Linked DNA regions of Homo sapiens: region 1 is linked to region 2. Evidence: chromatin loops called from intact Hi-C (ENCODE). Cell type or tissue: heart right ventricle. All regions are shown on one strand. Links, peaks and the distances in the headings refer to the core of each region. The heading gives the core; the rest is flanking DNA.

The links. A loop is a pair of places that touch in the nucleus more often than their neighbours do. Peaks named below come from ENCODE experiments on the same cell type or tissue, not always from the same donor. Only the 100,000 strongest peaks of a DNase experiment are listed, where the experiment ranks them.
Region 1: it touches region 2 in a loop (7-fold over the local background); 99 of 110 quality-filtered maps call a loop at or near these places.

What each region holds. Positions count from the first base shown.
Region 1 is chr18:68,655,217-68,666,361 of GRCh38, reverse strand. No RefSeq gene overlaps it. Among named protein-coding and RNA genes, the nearest start is that of TMX3, 54 kb to the left of the region's middle. In heart right ventricle, for the core only: a CTCF peak has its summit at 5,782 (motif pointing right); no DNase peak of the experiment used is centred there.
Region 2 is chr18:67,217,090-67,228,234 of GRCh38, reverse strand. No RefSeq gene overlaps it. Among named protein-coding and RNA genes, the nearest start is that of MIR5011, 140 kb to the right of the region's middle. In heart right ventricle, for the core only: no CTCF peak of the experiment used is centred there; no DNase peak of the experiment used is centred there.

The sequences.
Region 1 (11,145 bases), core at 2,674-7,673, 1.4 Mb before region 2:
TGTTCCTTCCTCTAGAGATGAGCAAGGGCTCAAACTGACTTAAATCAGCCTTTGCTGCTAGGGATGTCCAGAGTAGAGGCAGCCCTAGGGAGCCGCAATTCATTGAAGTTTCACACCTTATGGCTTCATCTTCATGAGGAATTTGTATAGAAAACAAAATTTAAAATTCAAAAATATAGTCACAGTTTGCTTCTTTCTTCTACAATATCTAATGTAAAACAAGTTTTTATATGACCAGTAACTGGTTCCAAATATGAAATGTCTACCTAGGTGTCCACTTAGTAATGTAAGGAAAAACACACACACACACACACAACCATATGAGAGGGTGTGTCTACTCAGCTGTGTTTTCATAACCAGGTGCAGTTCATTTCTAGATTATTGGACTTTTGTGATCAAAAGCAGTTTCTTCCCTAGGAAAGTGGATTGGATAACTTCAGATGGTAAAAGAAAAAGGAAACAAAATGGGAGCTAAAATTGCCAGCCCCTAGTGCGGTGATGCCTGTCAGAAAGGGAAGAGGAAATGTACCATGGCTCTGACCCCATTGTTCTGCTTTTGGTCATGGTATATGTTGTGGTTAAAACAATTATAAATACTTCTTATTATGCATATTTGGAGAGACAAATAGACAAAGCAATTGTGGCTACATGTTTATAATACCTATGTACCCTCTACCTAGAATCATCAATTGTACTCTTCTTGTAACTTTTATATAGGTTTAAAAAGTTTTAAAATAAATGCTTTTATTTAAAAAGCAAATACAGTAAACAGTATATTTTTTAATTGAGTAATCTTGAATCTTCAGCCAGAGATTTTTAAAAATTATCAAATGTGATAGAAATATGCATTATGCCTTTGGATAGAATGCACTACAGCAACATTGTATGTGGGTCGTTAAAGTACTGTCTCAAGTGACTTAGATGCAAAATGCCTTTATGTGAGATGAAAACCTTGATATCAAATATGGATAAGAAAGATTTGGACAAAACTGGCTAATGGAGATTTTAAAAAGGCTTTTGCTACTAATAATAAATTAATAAATTTTGCTGAAAAGCCATGAGCCTAGACTGAAAGGTTTATCCCTTTTATTCAACTTGGAAAACAACAGTTGTTTATGTAGACAGCTTACAATTTTTTCAGGAAAGTATTTATTAATACATAATATCTGAGTACTGTTGCTTAGAATATATCAGAGTATCACTAATTCTTACACAATCCGGATCAACAGGTCTTTGAAGCATATACTGACTTTTCTTGAGGTGTTAATTTCATCCTCCATCCTGGCCACACAAGACACTGTATAAACTTAGGTTTGATGCTTAATGTACAGAATTACACTATGAATGAATTAAATCAATTTATCTATCTATTGCAAATCTAATGACATTTTTTTCTTTGTAGAGACAGGGTTTTGCTATGTTGCCTAGGCTGGTCGCAAACTCTTGGCCTCAAGCAAATATGCCCTTGGTCTCCCAGTGTGCTGGGATTATAGGCATAAACCACCACTCTCAGTCTGATAACATTTTTAAGAGTTGAAATTGTGTTGCCTCAGCTCAAAGCTCAATAAGAGTTTGAATGAAAGAATCACTGAGTAAATCAATGAATGGATAGATAGATAAGATAGAATTTTCAAAAAATAAACAAAAGAACGTCACAAATACCCAAATAATTCTGCCCTTAAAAAACATTCAAATAGAGGCTGCTGTGTTCATCAGCAGTTACTTATGAATGACTATACACACATACAAATTAAAAAATCATATTTTTCATATATTAATTATGACAAAGTAAACATTTCCGCTATGTTTCCATGAAAATTAAAAAAAAAAACACGAAAATGTTATATGTCCAGAGACAGCTAAATTAAAAAGTATAATGTATCTTTGAAGCAGTAACACTAGATGTGTACCCTCTCAATCTCCCCATCCCCCCACCGCACCGACACACATTTACTACGAGACTTTGAATTTACACAGTGGGTGGGAGCAGGTTGAACATCTCTGTAAGGCTATGGTCTTTGCATCTGTTGCCTGAGCTTTGCATCTGCTGCCTGAGCTTGAAACCCATCTCAGTTCTTGTTGCCACTGATCTTGGTGCTTTGAGAGCCCTTCCAAAGGCTTCCTGATGGTGCTAAACCCAAAATCTGACTGAGAAGCAGCAAGAGGACCTAGATAAAGGTGGAGCATCTTCAGGCCCAGCCATGCCTCCCAGTGAGGAGATGTCGAGGTCAGCCGTGTGTGTGAGCTGCAAATGTCTGCATCTTGAATTCTGCCCTCACTCTCACATGAGATCCCTTTGTGGTTCATCTTCAGAGGAATAACGCAGGGCAGGAATTTGAAGGTATTCTGCATAGCCAAGCTGACACATTAGAAAGCCGCAAGAGGCTACCTGCGGCCACCAGCAGCCATACACCTGGTGCTATAATCCTGAACCACACTTGATCACCAAATAAAGATGGTATCTAAGGCAAGCTTCTGTTTAACATAATGCTATGTTAAGTTCTGCTAACACAGCTTACGGTAGATACTAAGGGGATAAGAGAGGTTAAAAAAACAAAAATATTTATACTATGCATAACACGTGTGTATGTGCATATATAAATATATATTCATTTCAAAACTAAAGTAGAAATACTCATGACTATTACAATCCTTGTTTCTACTACTGGTCATATGATCGTAACTGTATTTATAACCACCTCCTTCCACTTCCCATGTCATATTCTCTTTGCCCTCAGCAATTCCCAGCTGGTCATTGTTCCTTGCCTAATGAGGTGATGTAAATTTTCTTTTTGGAAAGGTTCTGTTTGAATCAGGTTGTTATAATTTTCCATTGACCTTAATCACAGAAAATCTGAGAGCTGAGGGGCAACTCAGAGGGCATGCTGTATTCTAGACAACCTCTCCTCACCCCTGATATATAGAAGCCACTTGATTTCTCCTTGGTAATCTGGATTAAATGCCCCGGCAGGTGCAGCAACCCCTTCTTTGCTTGTTGATTTAGTGGCGTGAGGAACTCAAAGTGGCCAGGTGGTGCCTGATAGAAGGGTTTCTCCCTTTGGAATAAGATATCTAGACCAGCAGAGCCTAAAGGGGCAGAGACTAGAAGGAAGAATTTTGTTTGTGGGTTACTAGGAATAATAATGAAAGGAGGTTCCTCTCATTTCACCCCTCGATTCTCAGACCCATGAATCCTTATTATGGGAGAAATAGTGCTTTATATTAGATCCCGATACATATTTTGTCCAAGCCCTGCAGACAGTTACCATCTGGGTAGATAGGGCCCAGCCTAGGCTGGGACTGTACTGGAGTCTTCCAAATGCCATTCTACTCTTCAATCAAGCTAGCTGCTTCAGGAGGATGGGGAAGACTAATGGTGAGACGAATGAATTGCATGCTGTTAAAGTGAAATGAATTCCACAGGCAGAAATGACCACATTTTTTCTTCCCAAGACGACTCATCATAGAGACCTCCTCATGAGGCCGTACTGAAAGGGAGAAGGTAATGTATCAGAAGTACAGGTCAGAGGCATCTAGGGTACTTTCTCATGCAATTTACTAGTTCCCTGAAGACCTAATCAAGCCAAATCCCATACATATTACTTCATTTAACAATGGAAGGCTGCTGCTGTACATGTCCAAATTTATGGCTCATTGGATCAGCCAACACCTTGTCATGATGAAAAACTCAGCTCACATGGCAAGTTAGTGGTCCAAGTTCAAGCAGTCAGCTGCTAAGGCCAACAGCTGTTTCTCCAAAGGTAAATAAATAGACACCTACAGAAGACAATATGGTCTTGCTCCAGAATCTTGAGTGTTTGCACTGTGATTCTCTTATCAACTTGCCCAAAGCACCAACCAGCATCTCAGTCTGCCACCTAGATAAACACATCACATGTGCTGGGTCTCACTGTCCATGTAGAGCCCGCACTACTGTAGAGCCTTTCCTTGTTCTGGACCCCACTCAAAACTGGCAAGTGTTTAGGTCACTTAGCAAATGAGTTGAAGTCATGGGCCCAGATGAGGTACATGTTGTCTCCAGCATCTGATGAAATTTATTAGACATTGATACATCTTTCTTAGTGATTGGGAACAGATTCCACAACCTGACCTTCACCTTAGAAGTAGTATCTTGATATGTCCCAGACTATTGGACCATCAGTGACTTCACCAAAATGAAAGACCTCTAAATTTTTGGAGGACTTATTTTCATTTTCTGTCCTCTGACATGCAGTGTCTCACCAATGTGTCTAGGGTAGTTGCAACTTCCTGCTCAGCAGGTTTAGTCTGTGTTATGGGCCGAATTATGACCACCACCCCCCCCCCCGCAACCATCAAATTCGTGTGTTGGAGTCCTAATTCCCAGTACTTCAGAACATGACTATATTTGGAGATAGAACCTTGAAAGAAGTAATTAAGTTAAAATGAAGTCATTAGCATAGGCCCTAATCCAATGTGACTAGTGTCCTGCTGGAAGAAGAAATTTGTTCCAGAGGGAATACCATTTTGAAGACACTGGAAGAAAGTAGTATCTAGAAGCCATGGAGAGAGATCGCAGAAGAAACCAACCCTGCCAACACACACCTTGATCTTGGAATTCTAACCTCCAGAATTGTGAGAAAACAAAATGTCTGTTGTTTCAGCCAGTCTGTGCTACTCTGTTATGGCACCCCTAGCAAACTGATACGATCAGCTTAATATCAGTGCAATACACCACTGTGACACTCAGAGAAGGAAGAAAAAAACCATAAAATTTCCCCTGGGCTAGATTCTGGTATGGGACTGAAGAATTGATAAATCCCTGAAGGACAGTGAGAGACAGTATGGGACTGAAGAATTGATAAATCACTGAAGGACAGTGAAGAATAGTATGGGACTGAAGAACTGATAAATCTCTGAAGAACACTGAAGTTCCCTTGGGCTAGATTCTGGTATGGGACTGAAGAATTGATAAATCCCTGAAGGACAGTGAGGGACAGTATGGGACTGAAGAATTGATAAATCACTGAAGGACAGTGAAGAATAGTATGGGACTGAAGAATTGATAAATCCCTAAAGGACAATGAGGGACAGTATGGGACTGAAGAACCGATAAATCACTGAAGGACGGTGAAGTTCCCTAGGGCTTGATTCTGGTATGGAACTGAGAACTGATATATCCCCGAAGGACATATTGCCAACTTTTTCAGCTTAAAGCAAATACTTGCTTATGATCTTCACTAAGAAGTATAAAGCAGAAATCTTAGGTTTTTAATAGTCATATTATTAATTTTATACTGAATGCATCCATAAGGTCTCTGGACTAGAGTGGATTAATCATTATTTACTTTCCAGGAAACAATTTCATGGTTGCCCTGTGCCCAAATTCCTATCCCTGGGGCAGCGTGATGGAAGCCTGAAGCCATCCTGTGCATAAGGTATTTGTATTTCAGGCGAAAATCCTGGGAAGAGTCCAGGTGCTTCTGTGCATGCTGTCCAGCTTTCTTCCTCAAAGAAGGGAGAGAACTTTTGCTTCTTCAGGAGGACCCTGAGTCTTATCTCCAACCCTTTAGGATATAAATCCATCTCACCAGGGGCAAGATAACACCACTGTCTCCAGCTCTGCAACCCCGCGTCTCCCAGCCCAGGTCTCCACACCCTTCTGAAATGAAGACAAATACCTCCAGGGGGTAAAGTTTTCTGGAGTTTTACATAGGCAGTCAAAAATTATTTTCCGAGGCTTGTATTTAGTCCTGGTCCCATTTCAGCAAAATTTGTTCAGCTACAAAAATATTTTCTCTAAAGCACCACAAGGGGTCAGCAAACTTGTTTCTATAAAGAGACAGGCAATTAAATAATTTAGTCTTTGGGTCCCACAGATTCTGTCATACAGTCTTTGTTTGTTTGTTTGTTTGTTTTAACTCTTTAAAAATGTAAAAACCTTTCTTAGCTTAAGAGCTCTTCAAAAATAGGATACAGGCTGGATTCAGCTTGCAAGTTTTCCTGGTATAGAGGGAAAAAGTACTCACCAGGTCCATAGTCACATGCCAGATACAAGGGGATGTGTGAATTTCCTCTAGCAAAGCCACATTTGGAACAACAGCTGCAACTGGAGTCCCCATCTGATTAAATTTTCAATAATCGGCTTTCATTCTCCAATATCCATTTGCTATCTACACAGACAAAATAGATGAATAGAATGGAATCCCCACCCCTGCATCTCTCGAGTCCTTGATGGTGGCAACAATCTCTGCACTCCAGGAATGTGTACTACCTTGGGTTTACTATTGTCAAAGGCAGGGGCCGTTCCAGTGGCTTCCGTTTTGCTCTCTTTTCACTCCATGGTCAGGTACACACGGGAATTCTGCAAGTTATTTGCAGATGCTGTAACCATTCTGGTGCTAGGAAAATAATCAGAAGGTGGCCCACTGTGAGGCAGACTCCAGCTAACACTCCATCAGTTATCTGACAGCCACAATTTCCTACTCTGACCGGTGACCACAGGAAGTATTGTCAGTTTAGAACCATGAAATAAATCCTATAATTCCTCAAGATCTGATCATTTTTTCTTACCCAAAGCTGTCATTATGTTAAATAGATTGAGTCCTTGGGTGGGATCATAAAGAGGATGATTTGCAGGTGTAAATTATTTTTGTTTTGCTATGCAGCAGTGTCTTTTTTTCAATGGGATGGCTTCAGGCTTTCTTCACCCTGCCTCAGGGGTAAGAATTTGGGCACAGGGCAGCCATTTCAGCGGCTTTGAGTGTATGAAATGTAAATTAATTGAGGGACATGACTCTCATTTTGGTTATTCAATTCAGACTTCAGTTCAACAGACTACAGCTTTTCCGCTTAATCAGGCCAAGTAAAATTTCACTGGACTGTCCATCAGTTTCAGTTCTAGTTTGACTATCAGACGTTATACAATTGGCCATTCCAGTAACTCACCTTGTCTTCAGTGACTAAGTGCCCTCACTTGGCTCTGTTGGAGCTCAGGAAATATTAATAATCCCCTTAAATATGCCGCTTTGGACTTCAAAATGAGAGCTCCTAGGGAACAGCAAATGCAGGGATGGGCTTTCCCTGAAGTATTCCCATCTACTAAAGGCCAGATCCTCCAGAACATAGTCAATTGTTGTGAATCCCTTCCCCAGATGTCTTATCAACAGGGTGAGACTGAGGCATATCACAGAAAGAAGACTACAGTTGACACCACACCTAGAGTCCAGATGACTTTGTACCAGATGGTTGTCTGTTTTCCAGGCCCACTCATCTGCTCTAAAAGTTATTTTCTCCCCCTCTAACATGTCTTCATCCTCTACTCCTTCTCCCGATGAAGAAGGGCACATAGCCTTCCAAATTCCATTGTTATGGAGTCCTCAGCTTCCTGTGATGCCCCCGTGCACATAATAAATGTGTTTGCCTTTTTCCTGTTAATTGGTCTATTGTCAGTTTTTCTGTCAGACTCAAATATTAAAACTCCAGAGGGGAAAGAAAGGATTCTTTTGTTCCAACAGCTCCCAACAGCTTCCGCCATCCTGGAATCCCATTCCTTCTCTTGGGTAGAGAGCCCACTTCAGTGTAGCAGTTTCCTTGTGATTTCCGACTTACAGAAGAGAGAACTCTTCAAAAATGCTGGAGCTTCCCCCTTGAGTTGATTTCTCACAGCTGTGAGGAAAGATATGTCTTCTAGGTCTTTCCAGAGCAGGTCATACTTGATAAATCCACACTAACATTCCAATATCCCTAGACCTTTATTTAGACAGCTGTATTTAAAGACAGCTTTATTCATATACCATAAAATTTAACCTTTTAAATTGCACAGTGTTGTTGTTTTATTTATATACATTCCCATACTTATGTAACTGTAACCACTACCTAATTTTAGGATATTTCATCACATCAAAAGGAACCCTGTTCCCATTAGCAGTCACTCCCTTTTCTTTATATTCCTCATCCCTCACCAACCAGCCCTAGGCAAACTTTAACCTATTCTGTATGAAGGTTCCAATTTATTCAAATCCTTGCCAAAACTTATTGTTTGTCTCTTTTATTTTAATCATCTTAAAGGGTATAACATGTCGTCTGTAGTTTTGATATGCATTTCCTTAGTGACTAATAATTTGAGTATCTTCTTATGTGCATGTTGGCCACTTGTCTGTCTTCTTTAGATAAGTTTCTATTCAGATCCCTTGCCCATTAAAAAACTGGATTATCCTTCACTTATTAGGTTTTAGGATTTATTTATATTTTGATACAAACCCTTGGGTTTCAGTCAATATGAATGGGCAAAATAATGCCATTCTTTCAGTTGGCCTTATACCTCCTCACTGGTCACACGTAAATTTTCATAAATTGGGGCCTGTTGGCAACTACCTCCAGGAAGGAGGTAACTACAGGTGTTTTTGGCCAAAGAGGACAAACTTCTGCACAGAGTTGAGAAAGCTGCTTCTACCAACAAAGGGTGCTCGGTGGGATTCGGTGTTCGAGGTGCCCAGTTTAATCAGAATCTCTCCACATGTTCTCACGCCAGTTTTCAGGATTTCATTCACTCTCAGTTCAGTAACCCAACTTCAGCAAAAGAGGATCTCATTTTCTTTTCCCAAGTTCTCCACTTCTAGCAGCAATAAATCCATCCAATTTTACCTATTATTTTCACCAAAATATCCTAAGACAGCAAATGCTTGGTCACCTGGAACCTTTACTCTTACAGACGCTGGTGTGATTGTCTAAACGGTTCTGACACTGCATGCATGGGTTACTAATGCTCCATTGCACTGGAAACTCGATCATTTGTGCTTTTAAATCTAATTAAATCAGAGAACCGGTTCCAGAAATCCCAGAACCAATGCGTAGAACATATCCTTAATATTCTCTTTCTCTGGAACCACTCTCAATAGCAAATTCTGTTTCAGCAGGGTTCAATCAGAGAGGTAAAAACACCAGAAGATACATATCTAAATGCATATATACAAACACACGCTAATATTGTTTGGCTCTGTGTCCCCATCCAAATCTCACCTCGAATTGTTATCCCCATAATCCCCATGTGTCAAGGCGAGGACCAGGTGGAGGTAATTGAACCATGGGGCCAGTTTTCTCTATGCTATTCTCGTGAGAGTCAGTCTCACAAGATCTGACGGTTTTAAAAGCGTCTAGCCCTGCTTGCACTTACTCTGTCCTGCCGCCCTGTAAAGAGGGTGCCTGCTTCTCTTTCACCTTCGTCGTGATTGTATGTTTCCTGAGGCCTCCCCACCCATGCAGAACTGTGAGTCAAACCTCTTTCCTTTATAAATTACCCAGTCTTGGATATCACTTCATAGCAGTGTGAGAGCAGACTAACACACACACACACAGATTTGTTATAAGGATTTGTTGGAACTGTGTGAGCTAGTTAGGCAGTCCTTCTAAGGCTGTTGTCTTCACATCTGATGTTGGAGTTTGAAGTTTACTAAAGTTCACAGGGTAGGCACTTTGGAAGAAAACATGAATGGGAGGTGATGGAGTCCATAAGCACAGCTGAAACCCCCAGGAGTGACTTTCACCTGTGTTAGTTCTTCTGGTGCTCACCTTGTGTTACGAGTGTCATTTCAGAAGTCAGGACCTTTGAAGGTATTGAGAAATTGGCCCAGGAAGCACAGAAGCAAAAGTCAAGCTGTGTAAGGACATGTGTAGGACAAGATTCTGCCTCCGGCCAATGAGCTTAGTCAGCAGACGAGTATCACAGTGTGTGGGCTACAAATGCTATGGCTTTACTTCCACCCTGCAAATCTCACTCAAAAACATGTACGTGTGGCCCATGCTAATGGGAAACATAGAAGAGGGAGAATTCTGGGAAATGTTTTTCAGCCTAGCCAAATGGACACATGACAAAGCTACCTCATGTAGTTAAATAGTTAAATCTTTCTTTAAAATAATAGCTTTATTGAGGTATAATTGATATACAAAAGACAGTGCATATTTAATGAATAACATTTAATGAGTTTGGGTATATGGATATACTCATAAGTTCTAGGTTTAATCAAGGCAATAAATATATCCATCACCTCCAAAAGTATTTTTTTTGTTTTTGTCGTAAGAAAACTTAACATGGGTAAGAATTACAGCTGAGCCTAAGGAGACGTAAAAAGCAAATGTAATGTGGTAGCTAGGATGAGATCCTGGCACAGCAAAAGGATGCTAGGTAAAAAGGAAGGAAATATGAATAAAATATGAGCTTTAATTAATAATAATATACCAATATTAGTCCATTTATCGTAACCGATGTAGCACATTAATGTAATACATTAATAATATGGGAAACTGGGTGTGTGGTTCTATGGAAACGTGACTATTTTTGTAATTTTTCTATACATCTAAAACTGTTCTAAATTAAAACACTTATTTTAGTAAAAGTTACATATGATTGTTCTTCAAATATGCTTGTTCTTTTTTCCATTAGGATATGTCTTTTCACTGATTCCCATTCCTTCTTGAATCTCCTTAATTATTATAAACATACCTTTTTGGCCTATTTTATATTCTCCTATTTTTCTTATTCTTGAATCATCAATTCTTTAATGGTTGCTTCCACAGAATTTTCTTCATGGTACTTTATTTTCTTGTGTATCTAATATTTTTCACTGTGACATTATATTTGACAATTTTTCCTCTATTAAATTTTGAATTCCTAACTTATAAAAGTGTCTACAGGGTGGTTTTCAGATTACTTCTTATAAGGTTCCAATAGGTTCATGTGTAGAGAAGTGTTTTAAATGAATTTCAAGCCATATGATTCCCATATTCTGCCAGTAAGTATTCTTAATTGCTAACAACTGAGACCAACTCTGGCTGATTTAAACAAAACCCAACTTATAAAGGACACTGGGACTGTCAGAGTGCCCTGAAAGGACTGGAGACCAGCCTTGGGTGCTGCAGAGCCAGAGAAGTTTCTAAATCATGCTGCACAATTGTTTCCATCAAGACCACAGGCAACACCACTTTAACCACTAATATCACTCATTCTTGATATTGGGTGCAGTTGCTGGATTTTTAATCACTGTTACCTGTGGAAAGTAGAGTTACATGGCTGCTGCTGCTGCTACAATCCTCGCTGGTGGGGATACCACTTAGCATCCAATTCTCTGATTAGACTTCTAGTGAAATCTGGCAGAAATACATCTGCTT
Region 2 (11,145 bases), core at 3,693-8,692:
CTACCCCCAGGAATGCATTCCTTTCCCAGGGTCTTAATTCTTAATATTCCTTGCTAGGAAAAGAATTCAGCAATATCTTCCCTACTTGCACATCAATTTCTAGGCTCTCTGCAAGAAGAAAAATACGGCTCTATTCTGCCTGACCCCACAAACAATCAGACCCTATGATTGTCTTCCCTTGTTCCCTGAAAATTGCTGTTATTCTGTTCTTTTTCAATGTGCACTGATTTCATATTGTTCAAACACACATGTTTTACACTCAATTTGTACAATAGCGGTCCTGAGGTGACGTACATTCTCAGCTTATGAAGATAACAGGATTAAGAGATTAAAGTAAAGACAGGCATAAGAAATTATAAGAGTATTATTTGGGAACTGATAAATGTCCACGAAATCTTCACAGTTTATCTTCAGAGATTGCAGTAAAGACAGGCATAAGAAATTATAAAAGTATTAATTTTGGGGACTGATAAATGTCCATGAAGTCTTCACAATTTATGTTCCTCTGCCACAGCTCCAGCCGGTCCCTCTGTTTGGGGTGCCTGACTTCCCGCAACATATATGATTTTTATTTGTCAATTAAAAATATTTTTTAAAAAAGAGAGAGAAGGCTGGGTACGGTGGCTCATGCCTGTCATCCTAGCACTTTGGGAGGCTGAGGTGGGTGGATCACCTGAGATCAGAAGTTCAAGACCAGCCTGGCCAACATGGTGAAACCCAGTCTCTACTAAAAATACAAAAAAAAAAATTTGCTGGGTGTGGTGGCAGGCTCCTGTAATCCCAGCTACTCATTTGAGGCAGGAGAATCACTTGAACCTGAGAGGCAGAGGTTGCAGTGAGCCTACATCATGCCACTGCACTCCAGCCTGGGCAACAGAGTGAGACTCTGTCTCAAAATAAAATAAAATAAAATAAAATATCAAGTTACCTTCTCCATTGAAAATTTATCAGAGCTTCCAGAAACAACAGAATGTGAGGGAAAAGGGACACTGGACGTAAGTGCAGCAAAACCTCTATAATCTGTGGATCTCCAGAACAACTCCAATAAAAGAATCCTAGTTTCCACCCTCAGAAGCAGTAAAGGAAGTTTAGGTGGAATATATCTGAAAGAGATTTCCTATACATTTATAAGTTTCTATGTAAACTGCAACATTAGCTAGTAATAACAATGAGGTAACCTATAGAATTTATTAAAATTGTATCCAACATAAACTTGATAGAAGTAAATACACTAGGTAGATTCTGAAAAGGCTGAGAGGGTGTGTACTGGAAGTGTGTACAGTGGCAAAAAAGTTGGAGCAAATAGTGTAGACACACACACGCACACACACACAGATGCCTCTCAACTTTCGATGGATTTATATGCTGATAAACCTACCCTCATAAGTTGAAAATATCCTAAGTTCAAAATCGGTTTAATAAACCTAACCTACTTAAAATAGCTTAGTGTAGCCTATCTTAAACATGCCCAGAACACTGACATTAGCCCAAAGTTGGGCAAAAGCCTACTCTGTAATAACGTATCAAAAATCTCATGTAATTTATTGACCACTGTACTGACAGTAAAAAAAGAGTGGTTGGTTTAATGGGTATTTGAAATACAGTTTGTATTGGATGTGAATCGCTTTTGTACTATCAAAAAGTTGAAAAATGAAACTGAATTATCCTAAGTTGAGACTGTGTGTATATGTGTGTAAATACACACACATTTTGCTTAACAGAAATACACTTTATGTGTGTGTGAAGGGGAGATTTAAATATGTGGAGTTATTTTAGTTCATCATGATCCAAAATGAGAATGAAATGGATAAGTGAATACCCTGTACCTCAGAAGATTTCATTTTCTTTCCTTTCTGTCTCTGATAATGTGAGTGTTGCATGCTTTCTATATTTATTGTGCAAAATACAGGTACAATATATCATCTAAACCCAAATCGACTATATCACTTGGGGGTTACTAAGGAAATAATGACTGGTTCTGATGAAAAACTTGGTTGTACAGTACTTGGAATTATTGCTAGCTGATGTATTTTATGCTGTGCATTTTAGGTAATATAATAATCTTCCAAGAGTAATTTTGTCTAAAAGATATTTTAGTTTTATATATTAACTTTAAAAAATACTAATAATACCACCCACTCCACATTAAGAGTCAAACACATCAGTAAAATAAAATGGTAAGGCCAGGTGCAGTGACTCATGCTTGCCTGTAATCCCAGCACTTTGGGAGGCCGAGGTGGGTAGATCACCTGAGGTCAGGAGTTCGAGAGCAGCCTGACCAACATGGAGAAACCCCGTCTCTACTAAAAATACAATAAATTAGCTGGGTGTGGTGGCAGGTGCCTGTACTCCCAGCTTCTCAGGAGGCTGGGTCAAGAGAATCTCTCGTACCCGGGAGGCGGAGGTTGCAGTGAGCCTAGGTCACGCCATTGCATTCCGGCCTGGGTGACAAGAGGGAGACTCCATCTCAAAAAAAAAAAAAGTTAAGAAGGAAGTTTTAAAGGTTTTAAAGGCACACATGGATGTCAGGGACAGAAACAAGACAGAAAAAAAGAGGTATTTGTCCCATGTCAAAGAGCAGAGGTCTACAGGTCACAAATCCAGATGTTTCCTCAAGTAGTGTCAAGGTTTCCAAATTCAATCTCCATTTAGGATAAGAGAGAAAAGCCAGAAAAAATGGAAAATAATAGGTAAAACAGCTGCAGAATCATTTCACGAGTGGGGAACCTTTAGTCCTACTTAATTCTCCTTACAGAAGGTAGATACTTTATTTCTTGACTACTTGACTTCTTGGGTAAGTTGCAAAGTTAAAGAAAAATAAGGCCGGACTTGGTGGCTCACGCCTGTAATCCCAGCACTTTGGGAGGCCGAGCCGGGTGAATCACTTGAGGTCAGGAGTTTGAGACCAGCTTGGCCAACATGGTGAAACCCCGTCTCTACTAAAAAAAAAAAAAAAAAAAAAACCCACAAAAATTAGCTGGGCATGGTGGTGCACACTTTTAATCCCAGCTACTCGGGAGGCTGAGGCAAGAGAATCACTTGAACCTGGGAGGGGGAGGTTGCAGTGAGCCAAGATTGTGTCATTGCTTCCAGCCTGGGCGACAAGAGCTAGACTCCATCTCAGAAAAAAAAAAGAACAAGAAAAAAATAATAAGGGAAAAATGTTTTCCTCATATTCTGACTACCTAGAACTTGTGAAAGGTCATATCCCCAAAATATAACAACCCTAACTAAAGAAAGTTTTCCTGATCTTAAACAAATAACAAAAGGAATTTAAGCAGCCAGGGGCTACTCATTAAAGCAATTTATAAGTATGTTAATTGGGAAATACTTGATTAAGTCTGATTTATAATAATTTGAAATGACTTATTCTATCACTTGTATTGGTTACTTGGACTTTGAAATACATAATTCTATTCAAATAGAAACCTTAGTTCATTCCCATGCATAAGCAGTAATATTGGAAAACTAGGCCCCTTGACTGAGCAGAAAAAAGAGTCGAACTGAGTATTTTTTTTAAAGTACATCCTCAATTTGTTAAGTATACAAAAGGACCCAACTTAAATGGCAAATTGTTTAGTTGTCAGATAACTCTAATGACTTATTTATTTTTATATCTTCTTTCCAAAACTAAGCAAGTTTACATCTAAAATAGAATGCTGAAATTGTACTTTGAATGTTTATAGTAATTGATAAGAAAAACAAAATTCCTTAAACAATCACTTACACAATGCTTTAAAAAAATTAACATGATCTAGGTTGTAAAGGGTTGTTTAGCAAAGGAAATGCTTATGACCCAGCAGTTACACTTGTTCTATGTTCTCAAAATATATGGGCACAAATAGTTAACTAACATTCCTAAAGCATCCTTGCATAATATTGAGACAATTGGCCATGGTGCTAAGATAATCAAGAGATTTTTTTTTTTAGAGTAGTCTTTAACTATACAATATGTAAAGTGAGAATACACTCTAATACTTTAAAATGTAGGTTCATGTAATGTAAAAAAAGAAAAGTACATACTAAATCTGAATCTTATCTTAAAATAATAAAATGATTCAAACAAGTTTAAAGACATAAAACAATAATTTCAAATTTTAATAAAATATATTTGTGATGAACTTCTAAAGAATTTGAGTATTAAAGAAATAAAACTTTAAACAATGTAGATAAATATTTTGGTGGAAAGGTATAATAATACATATATAGTATTTTAGTTTTCTTATGAGTGTTACTTTTAATTTATATCTACGTGTTAGTTTTAAGATGACATTTCACTACATAAAAGCAATTTCAAATCACTATATTACATTTTTTCAAGTAAAAAGATAAGTAGTTTTAAATTCAAATATTCTTCAAATAGTAAACTAATTCAAGCATCATTTTCATGCAACAAAACAGCTTAATGGAACTAATTTTTTAAATGCCCTAAATGGTAATATCTACTTTCCAAGGAAATTAAATTAGTCTTATAAAACAAGTAAGAATTATTTTAGATTTTAATATTTAGCTAATTTTCTTAATTGCTATAAGCTTACTTTAGCTATCCGCACTCATTCTTACTTCAGACAGCCTTAAAGAGTAAAATTCAATATTCAGAGTATATATTTCCAACCTGTTCTCAGTAGAGGGCTATCTTCTCTCAGATTATGTATAACCTTCTGAGTTTTCACATTTAATCCTTAAATAGGAATGAGGCATCTTTTTGCCTTTTATTTTAGTTTAGAAGGATGAGTTAAAACTTTCTAATTTTGATCATGTTGGGCAGGTCTTGACCTTCTGCTGGTCCAAGAGGTTGATTTTTACTGAAAGAAAATAAGAAATACAAGGCACTTTTTAACAGGAGGTACTATTTCTCTCTCGTCTTTAATTAAATAAAAAGTCTAGTAGTTATTGATTCTGTGGTTTCCAGCCTTAAACAACTGCACTCAGAATGGCCAAAGATAGCCATTGCTGCAGTTTCTACTAATACACTTGAATAGCATCACAAAAGCAATTAGAGATATGTTGAGCAGTTTGCAGTTCACTTTATGTCTGTATTCTGAGATGTTTGGAAGCTAATAAGCAAGAAAAATAGTATCAGCTCTTTGTTTTGCTACTACTCTCACTAAGCTCATTTGTCAGACAAGATCTGAGAACATGTCAGCAATATGTCTTATTAGTAAAACAAACTGAAAACCTGCCTGGCTTAGGTCATGCTGCAATACAAATGATACCACTTATGACAAGAAATATGAGGAAATAAATTACTTTTCAGTTAAGGACCACAACAGAGAAAATACTGACCCCATGTTAGCATGATAAAACTTCTACCACTGGAACTAAAACAGATTGTCAGGCTTAATGAACATTCAACTGATTATTTGAATGAAACTCTTTGCCAAAGAACATTTTAGTACTTGAATATTATTTTGTAAAACTATATTAAATATGGAGGTTTAATATTTTATTAGCCATCATTAAAAAGAACACTTCTGAAAAGGAAGGGGAATTTGAAGTTATTTAGTATTTTAAAATAAGATTGAATAAATACATGTATACACTTTTTTTTTTTTTTTTTTTTTGAGACCGTGTCTCACTCTCTTGCCCAGGCTGGAGTGCAGTGGCACAATCTCAGCTCCCTGCAGCCTCCACCTCCTGGGTTCAAGCAGTTCTCATGCCTCAGACTCCCAAGTAACTGGGACTACAGATGCATGCCACCATGTCACCATGTCCAGCTAATTTTTTTTTTATATATATTTTTTAGTAGAATTGAGGTTTCACCATGTTGGCCAGGCTGATCTTGAACTCCTGCGCTTAGGTGATCTGCCTGCCTCGGCCTCCCAAAGTGCTGTGATTACAGGTGTGAGCCACTGTGCCCGGCCCATACATATAAGTTATTCATGTAATCTCAATCGAAACATTCATATTTGCTCTGGAATTAAGAGAAATTATAAATTGGTCTATACATTGATGAATGAAAAAGATCTACCAGTCTATTGTAGCTTGTTATAGTAGCCTGAATGAATGAAAACCGTTTCTCCCATTGGAAAACATATACTTGATGCTGTTGATAAATCCTATCTCCCTAAGCTTCTAACCACTTCACCAGTGTGTTTAGAAACAGAAGATTAAAATACAATCTTTAATACCAAATGATATATCTTACCTAATTTGTACTTCAGTAACAAATTTACTCTAAATTAAAATTTTTACAGGATTTAAAAATACTAAATAAATTTGTGGAAATAGAGAATCGTGCTAAATTTAGTTCTTATATATTGATGCATAAAAAATTAATAGATAAATACACATATAGTTTGATACCATATATGCTTTAAAACTACTAAGCAATACCAGATAAATTTAACATTTACATAGCACAAATATAGCTAATATTCATCAGACAATATGTGTCTCGTGTTTTTCTTTGGGGTTAAACATATATTAAGCCATTTAACTTAAGAGGTAGTCTTTATCTTCATTTTCAGATGGTACAATTATGAATGTAGAAGTAATTTTCCCTAAATTGCATAGGTCTGGCTCTTGGGTTGATGTTCTTTACATCTCATGTGTTTCTTTGGGGTTAAACAGCCATTTAACATGAGGTAGTCTTTATCTTCATTTTCAGATGGTAAAATTTTCTCCAAATTACACAGAGTATGGTTCTTGGGTTGACGTTCTTTAGGCTGAAATATCCAGTCTTAATCATGAATACAATGGAGACCAGGACAGAAGATATTCTGTATCAAACAATGAATGGTCATTGTGGGGCGGTGAAGGGAAGGAGGTTGTGTGATTTCAGGAGAGTGATTCGCCCATGGATAGATAAAGTTTAAAATTGTATCAAAAATCGTCTGAATAATCCCTTTTTCCACCATAATAGAGCAAGGTTCAACTGGCAAATGTACACATATTTTTATAAATAGACACACACACTTCTTGCACAGTATTTTGGCTAATCTAGTTAGAATAACACCATAAATCTTTACAATAGATTCCAGAAAGCTTTTGTGTTATTCTCTGTTACACGACGTTATTGACGGTAGAAGCTTTAAAAAGGAAAGGTTTCTTTAAAGACAGTTTACTCCAGTGTTTCTCAAATATATTTCTGAGAAATTCAGGGAACAAAAAGGGTTGGATGTGAGGTAGGAATGAGGAAAAATAATTTTGTCTGCTGAGCTCCAGAACTGGCTTCGATGAAAACAGATCCACTTTTTATATATAAAAATATATTTTTATAGATATAGACAGTACAAGTGCCGTTTTGCTACCTGGATACATTGTGTAGTGTTGAAGCCTGAGCTTTGAGTGTAACTATCACCTGAATAGTGTACATTGCGCTCACTAAGTAATTTCTCATCCCTGACCCCCATCCCACCATCTCATTCATCTGAGTCTCTGATGTCTGTATTTCCACTCTCTAAGTCCGTGTGTGCACATTATATAGCTCCCAACTATACTTAAGATCATGCAGTATTTGACTTTCTGTTTCTGAGTTATTTCACTGAAGATAATGGCCTCTAGTCCCATCCAGGTTGCTGCAAAAGACAAGATTTCATTCTTTTTATGGCTGAGAAGCATTCCATTGTACATAAACAACAATGGATACAGATCCACTTTTACATGGTGTGTTAGATTCCTAGGGCTGCCATGAATAGAACCATAAATCGGGTGTTTTAGGATAACCTAAACTGAATCTCTCACAGTTTTGAAGGCTTGGAGTCTGAAATCAAGATGCTGGCAGGGATCATTCCTTCGGAAGGCTGTGAAAGAGAACGTGTTCCTGTCTTCTCTTCGTTCCTGGCTGCTGGTTTCCCAACAATCTCGGGTTTCTTGCAGACGCATGGCTCAATCCCTCCATCCTCACATAGTGGGGTCAAGTCATTAATTAGACCCAGATACTCTCCCTATTTTAAAGTCAGTCGATTTTGGACTTCATGTCTTCCAAATCCCTTCACATCAGTGTATAGATTCGTGTTAGACAGCACGGCGGCTGGGAAGTGTGTGCACACAAGGAGCGGTAAACCTGCAGTGTTCTTTTCGTTTTCTGGACCAGTAGTAACCAAGTGCCACAAACTTACTGGCTTTGAACAACACAAATATATTGTCTCACAGTTTTGGAGGCTCGGAGTCCTAAATCAAGGTGTTGATTTTGGCTGTTGGTTGGGCCAGGCTCTCTCAGAAACCTGTCGGGGAATTTCTTCCAGCTTTTGGTGTGATGCCAGCGTTTTCCGGTGTTCCTTTCCTTCATCTCCATATGGCATTCTCCTGTGTTGCTTTACATCATCTTCCCTCTGGGAATGTTTATCTCTATGTCCAGATTTCCCTTTTTTTGAGGACACCAGTCATATGGGATTAGAGTTCATCCTAATGACCTACTTTTAACTTGATTACCTCTCTAAAGATCCTATTTCTAAATAAGCCCATATTCTGAGTTACTGGAGGTTAGGATTTAAACATATCCTTTTCAAGGTGGCAGAATTCAACCAACAACACTGTTTTACGTGATGGACTTCTGACTGTATTTATTTGGTTTGAAACAAGAAATTCATGACTACAAACAACTTTATGGACAAAATTTTAGAAGTTTCTTATAGCCAAGAGATAGTAAGTTTAATAAAATTCATGTGCCTTAGAAGTAAATTTGGAATATACATTAAAGTAGAAAATGCACTTATTCTTGTAATCAACAATTCTACTTCTATATATTCATTCAAGAAAACCCCCACAAAACTCTTACATCTGTTCATAAGCAAATATTCACAACAGTATCAATTATAACATTTCTATAAAATAGGAATCAAGTAAAAAAAACATTAACAAGAATATCTATAGTGGTGTCATAGTTGTAAAAGGAAATTCTATAATTTCCTAAAATAAGGAAACAGAGGTATATGTATCAACTTATGTATCAACTATGTATCAACCTAATGTAGGCAATTGTAACATGATGGTATTTGTGTATCTATATATAACTAACATTGAAAATGTAGAGTAAAAATGCAGCATAAAAGATTTAAAAAAGGATACACCTGCTTAGAGCACTCCTGAGTGGAGCTTGCAGGACTGGAAGTTGCTCTAGGTGATATAGTGTATAAGTCGTGAAGAATGTGATGGTCTAGGACATCACTTTACACACATACTGGAGGCTTTAGAAACAGTGTATACTAAGGTTACACCACATTTATTTAAATGTTTTTCTTTCTTCAATAATACATTAACTTTAGCTTACTGTAACTTATTTACTTTACAAACTTGTTAATTTTTTAAACTTTTGACACTTAAACACATTGTATAGCTACACAAAAATATTTTCTTTCTGAGCATCGTTATTCTACATGCTTTTTCCTCTTTTTAAAATTTTTATGTTTTTACTTTTTTAACTATTTTTTTTTTTTTTTTTGAAAACTAGGACACAAATGTACTCATTGGCCTAGGCCTACACAGGGCCAGGATCATCGAGAGGTCCCTAGGGCATGTGACTTTAAAGGACCTTCAACAATTAGTCATTGACTGAAACATTATGTGGCTCATGACTGTAAATGCATATTGCAGAACCTCACAAATAGTAATGCACTATGATACAATCCACATGGTTAATTAAATGCTTAAATATATTAGCAATATTATAAAAGTTGCACATGAGAACTAAGTACTCAGTTTAGAATGGTGATTACCTTCATAATATTACCTCCGGGATGGGAGAAAGGCCTGGTTTTAGAAGAAATAATTGGATTTCTTTCTATAATATTAATGTGAAAACTGAAGAAATACTGCAATTGTTATGATTTGATAAATTGTGATTTGGCATTTTGTTATGATTTCCCTTGATAAATCTAAGCACTGGTGATTATTACTTTACTACATTTTGTTTTCTTAACTTATGAACATTTCATGAAAAAAAATCGAAAACAACTGAAAGGAGGCACCATAGTTCTAAGATTGGGTACTCTAGATTCTAATTCTGAAATCAAATGTATTACTACAAGCAAGGGATGTAAACTCCCTTGGGTACCTTTTTATCTCAAACAAGATTTACTTCTGAGAGAACATTATGAGGGACAAATGAGGGGAAAGTGTTTTGAAATTCTGAAAGCCCTATTTAAAACTAAAGTATTATAAAAGCATTGAAACAATTGAGCCAGTTTTTGCTTGCTTGTTTGTGAGTTTTTTTTCTGTAAATTAAAATAGTGTAGATTGGTGATCTAAAATATGGAGAATTATGATGAGATTAAGGTAGTGTTCTGGAGAGATTTACTTTTCAATTGTTCTTATTTATTTATTTATTGGCTAAACTCAAGATAAACTAAATACGAATTAGACAAAAAGCTATTTTCGCAAAACATTAAAGATATTTATAAATGATTTTACTTGTTTCAATATGTGATTAAATTAATAATATGTTCTTCTAAAGATGACTGCTGTTCACACATTCTTACTAATCCACCGCAAATGTTTGGGTATCTGGAACGGTGGACTGATTAATGGTAGAAGCCCGCCATCTGGTGGATACACTAAGAACTGTGACACATCCTTAAACTTATCAGAAAAACCAGAAAATTTGGATTTCCTGGTGCCTTTCTGGGTTTCTGGGTGCATTTGCTTTCCACATATTTATTTACATTTTATTGTCGAGTAATCCAAATTGCTGTTTAAATACATGCATATGCCGATACACACTTTCACACACATGCACACTGAGCAGCCCTAATGGACTTTCAGACAACAGATAATATGAAGTGCTATGATAAGACTCTGAGAATTTTTGCACAACACGGTGCTGTTTACCTTGAAATCTACTATCTTAACAAATCTGTTTATACTGCCTTTGAAATAATTTAAACAACTTTAATTCATAGTGATTTGCAAAAAAAGAGTGTCATGTACATCTTATATTCCTTTTGGTGCAGCCTTCCCCTCTTTTTACTCCTGAACAATTCAACTAAATGTGTCATTGAAATCCCCAGCTTCCATCCCCAGAAAACTCACACATACACATCAATGAGAAAAATAAGATAGAATGCACTCTGTTTTTCCCTCTAAGCGAAAGTGTTTCAATGGGGTTTCTGTTCAACCCTTAGGGTTCCATATTCTCTAAGGGCTTCTGGAAGAAATGATGATTTTTAAAAACACTCTTTGTTTTTACTTTGCTTGTTTCATGAT